Linked DNA regions of Mus musculus: region 2 is linked to region 1. The links are chromatin loops, found by intact Hi-C in ENCODE. Cell type or tissue: heart. All regions are shown on one strand.

Region 1 (2,500 bases):
AGCCTCTTACCAGAGAAGACTAGCACTTTAGAAGCCTTTTTGTATTGATAATTTTATCTAGTATATATTCATGCCATGCCATGAAGAAATTTGGTTGTTACTGACACTTGAGAGGTGGAGGCTGGAGATCAGAAATTTAAGGTCACCTTGGGCTACATAGTAAACTCCAGGCTAGCTTGGGCTACCTGAGACCCTATGTCAACAAACAAGAATTCATTTTTGTTCTAAAATTTTTTATTATTTATTTATTTATAGATTTATTGTTAGTGTTTATGAATATTTTGTCTGCATGTATATATGTGTACCACATACATGCCTGGTGCCTATGGAGATCAAAGAGGGCATTGGATCCTCTGAAACTGGAGTTATAGACAGCAGTGAGCTACCATGTGGGTGCTTGGGAAATACTCTTATAAGAAAAAGTGTTCTTGGCACTGGAGAGATGGTTCAGTGGTTAAGAGCACTGACTGCTCTCCCAGAGGTCTTGAGTTCAATTCCCAGCAACCACATGGTGGTTCACAACCATCTGTAATGAGATTTGATGCCCTCTTCTGGTGTGTCTGAAGACGGCTACAGTGTACTTATGTATAATAAGTAAATCTTAAAAAAAAAAGAAAAAAGAAAAAGTGTTCGTAACCACTGATCCATCTCTCCAGTCCCTGCTTTTAAATTTTTATTTTTAATTTAATTTTACTTTACCTTTTTCTTGTACTTTTTATTTCTAATTTTATTTATTTCTATTTTTAAAATTTATTTACTTATATCTGGATCACAGCCTCCCTTCCCTCTTCTCCTTTCAGTTCCCCCCCCCCCAATCCCCTTCTCCTCAGATCATTTTATGTTTTTTGAGACAGGATAGCCCTGGCTGTCTGGAACTTGCTTTGTAGCCCAGGCTGGCTTCAAATCCACAGAGATCCACCTGCTTCTACCTCCTGCCTCCTGAGTTATGGAACTAAAAGCATGACAAGCCACCATCACTGGGCCTGTTTTTAAACTTTTAAAATAAGAATCTTGTTTGTGGGTGTGTGTATAAAATGCCATACAAGGAATATTCATGTATCTATTTATTCATGTATTAACTCATTCAGCACACATGCATGGGATATCTAGTGCATGTGTGTGCAGTGCATGTATTTGTGCATACATGAGGACCACAAGGGGGCCATGGCTCCCTGGGAGTGTTTGTAGGATGCTGGCTTGCCCCTTGGGCTCTGGGATCTGAGCTTCTGAATAATGTCTCTAGACCAGGACCTGTGGTTTTAGAGCATCCTATTATTTATAATCTTTACACAAATCAGATTGTTTAGAAGGATCTGGGGGAATGGGCGTGGGCAAATACAAATCTTTGTCTCGGTCTCAGAAATCTACCACATACTATCAAGAATGGGAAGGGAAGGGGGCTAGAGAGATGGCTCAGTGCTCAAGAGTACTGGCTGTTCTTTCAGAGGACCTAGGTTCAATTCCCAGTATTCACATCATGGGCTATAGTTCTACAGGATCTGACACCCTCTTCTCCTCTGTGGGCAGTAGGCACATAAGTGGTACACAAAACATCCATACCCACAATTCTATAAAAATATAAACTAACTAGCTAACTAACTAACTATCTAACTAACAGAATGGGAAGTGAAGACAGAGCTATTCTGGAGTGGAAGAAATCAGGCGATACACAAGTGCAAGTACTCAGGGGTACACTTCAAAATTCAACATTGTCCTGTGAGGACAGGAACCCATTGTATTAGTAACTATAGCCTCAGTGTCCAGAGTAGCTCTTTGCATGAATCTGCACTCAAGAAACATTTGATGGGGCTGGAGAGGTGGCTCAGTGGTTGCCAGCACTTTCTGCTCTTGCAGAAGACCTAGGCTTGTTTCCCAGGACCCACAGTGGCTTGCAACTGGCTCTTACTCCAGTTCCGGAGGATCTAATGTCCTCTTGCCTCCTGGTGGGTACATGGTACACACAGACTCACACAGGTACACAGACATGTACACATAAAAAATAAATCTTTTGTGTTTTGTTTTGTTTTTGAGAGAAATTCTCTTATGAGGATTAAAGGCCTGTAACACTACATCTGGCTAATACGTAACTCTTTAAGATAAAGAGAGAGGGAGGGAGGGAGGGGAGTTGGAGGAAGGGAGGGAGTATTTGACAAGGCCTGAAGAATGGCTCAGACACTTGTTGCCAAGCCTGATGCTCTGAGTTCAATCTCTGGGAGCCACCTGGTGGAAGGAGAGAACCCTGCCAGTGGCCCTTTAACTTCTACATGCATGCTACGGCATGCATGGATGTCCCATCCACTAAATAAATTTAATAAACAAATAAACAATAAAAAAGAAATTTACAGGGATCAGTGGTGGCACACACTAATCCCAGCATTGGGGAGGCAGAGGCAGGCAGATTTTTATGAGTTTGATGCCAGCTGTGACTACAGAGCAAGTTCTAGGACAGGGAGGGGCTACACAGAGAAATCCTATCTCAAAAAACCAACCAACCAACCAA
Region 2 (2,500 bases), 140 kb after region 1:
TTTATTTTAAAATGTGTATGGTACATTCATATAATAAAATGTTATTCATCCATGTAAAGAAATGAGTATCAAGACACAAAACGACAAGGGGGAACCTAAACACCTACTGAAACACGAAAGAGGCCATCTGAAGAGCTTATACACTGAATGATTCCCATTATTCTCAAAGGGGCAAAACTTTAGAAGTCAATAAGATCAGTCATGGAAAGGAAAGGAGCAAGGAGAGGGGTGAATGAATGGGGGATGCACAGAGGAGTTTTAACCATGAAAAGATTGTTTTACATCTTAATGTGGATATATGAGAATATGAATTTGTCCAAGTCCAGAAAACTGTACAATACAAAGAGTGGACCCTAATATAAACTATAGGCTGTTGGTAATCACACTGAGCTAATATTCAGTTGCAAGAAATGTACCACACTAACACAAGAAATTAATAATAGAAGCTAAATAGAAGATACAGAGGGAAAAAACTCTACTATCAGCTCAGTCCTCTTTAAGTTTAAAACTACTCTAAATGTTTAAGCTATGAACTTTTAAATGTGTATGTGTGCATATAAGTGTATACACAAGGTCTGGAGAGATGGCTCAGCGGTTAAGAGCACTGACTGCTCTGCCACAGGTCCTGAGTTCAATTTCTAGCAACCACATGGTGGCTCACAACCAACTGTAATGGGATCCAATGCACTCTTCTAATGTGTGTCTGAAGACAGCTGCAGTGTACTTATATAAATAAAAAATAAATATCATAAAAAATGTTTTAAAAAAATAAGTGTATACACAAACGTATACAGTAAATGTGTTACACACTCACTGCAGGGTGCTTAGCAAAGTACAGTACTTAGTACCACACAGCCTTAGCTCAAGGGTAAGGTCAAGTTCTGCAAGGGGAAAATCTGATCCTAATACTAACTGTATGAGGTCTTATGCAATTGTCTCTTTAGCCTTAGTGTCTCCATCTGTAAAGTAGCAAACACAGCAATCCCTTCTATGATAATGCTGCATGCAAAATGCTTACCTCGTGCAGAATGCCTAATGAAAATGAAAAGCTCGAAATAACCGTGCACTATGAAGGCAAAATTATTATTTACAAAATGACTGAAGTCATTTCAGATGCCAAGTTTGCGTCAATACAAACCTATCAATAATAGCCTTGTTTGGGGCCTCAGATTCTTAATTGTGTTACTTAGAATGCAGTCCTCATTGCCTGAGAGCCAGTCCATATAATTCAGCCATTCTTTACTCCATAAATGTTATTTTTCATCCAGGTTTGGCCCTACATTCAGGCTCAGGCCCTAGAACCCCTTCTTTCTGTCCTCCCGTCCCATCCAGACCCGCTACCGTTCAGGCTCCGCCCCTGTCTCCTACCCACTCCTTCCCCTAACACATTACTCCTTTCTTTTCCCGACGCTGAAAAAAGCCCCTACCCAGATACTCGTAGTCCGGTAGAGCTAGGCGCTCGGGACTCAGCATCCTTTGACCGGGTAGTTTCCACGCTCCAGCTTTCTTCTTCCGGAACCCAGGTTACAGCCTGTCTCTGTTGCCATGGCACCCAGGCGGCCAGAGGAGAACTAGAAGGCTGAGAGGGTGTCACGTAAACAGTCTCCGACTGGCAACGTAGAGCCTATCACACAAGTTCCGGAAGCAGTCACTTAGAGTCTGATTTTCTTTAACTCCTATTTTTGGGATTTGGTTTTAGAATCTGTGAATTAAATTCTCTGAATGTGTCGTATTTTGTGATGCTGAAGAATTACTATCAGTGGCTCATATCTGCAATTTCTGGATTTCATAGTTTCTGTTTATTCTAACAATAATGATCATGTATGGCCTCGCCTAACACTGAGATCTCATTATCTATTATTAATCACTTTTAGGATTTACTCTTTCAAGTTGGTACAAAATGTTCTTTGTATCTTGGCAGCTTCTGGAGGTCGGGGATACGTCTTTAGCATAGAGATACTACTAAGGGCCACTGAGCAATCCAAGGGACCCCATGTGGTGAAAACAGCCTACCAACTCCTCCAAGTTGTCCTCTGACCTCCACAAATCCCCTGCCCCAAATATATATCTCGACAGGGTCTCACTGTATTGCCCAGTCGGGCTTAGAACTTGATGTGTAGACCAGGATAGCCTTGAATTTAAGAGATCTGCCTGAGCCTGCAGCTCTCAGAGGTTTTAATGTTTTAAAGGTGTGTGCCCCTACACCCGGTAAAATGCAATTTTTAAAACTACTCATCAAGTCCTCTGTAAGTTAATGACCATTCCTCTCAAATTCCCTTTAGCCGTTTGAGACTGCTTCTACTTCCTATTATTTGACATCTTGTCCAAGTGCCTTTCCTTTTTCCTACAAAGTCACTTCATTTCTCAAAGGAAATGGGTCAGAAACTAGAGCATTTATTACATATCCTCAGCTCTATCCTTTCTGAAGAAGAAAGACTATTCCTTTCTTTTCAAATAACCAGATTTTCTTATCTCCTCTCTCTGTGCAAGAACAGGAAAG

The links. Peaks named below come from ENCODE experiments on the same cell type or tissue, not always from the same donor. Only the 100,000 strongest peaks of a DNase experiment are listed, where the experiment ranks them.
Region 2: it touches region 1 in a loop (1.9-fold over the local background); 2 of 42 quality-filtered maps call a loop at or near these places.

The regions. Positions count from the first base shown.
Region 1 is chr2:91,299,831-91,302,330 of GRCm38, forward strand. All of the region lies in intron 4 of 1110051M20Rik (RIKEN cDNA 1110051M20 gene), which reads right to left. Among named protein-coding and RNA genes, the nearest start is that of Arfgap2, 36 kb to the left of the region's middle. In heart, CTCF peaks have their summits at 1,154 (motif pointing right) and 2,235 (motif pointing left); no DNase peak of the experiment used is centred here.
Region 2 is chr2:91,443,142-91,445,641 of GRCm38, forward strand. It overlaps 1110051M20Rik (RIKEN cDNA 1110051M20 gene), which reads right to left and starts at 1,573. Exons shown (of 9, transcript NM_175123.5): 1 at 1,428-1,573. The coding sequence starts at 1,473. In heart, no CTCF peak of the experiment used is centred here; a DNase peak (open chromatin) is centred at 1,550; H3K4me3 peaks cover 950 bases; H3K27ac peaks cover 502 bases.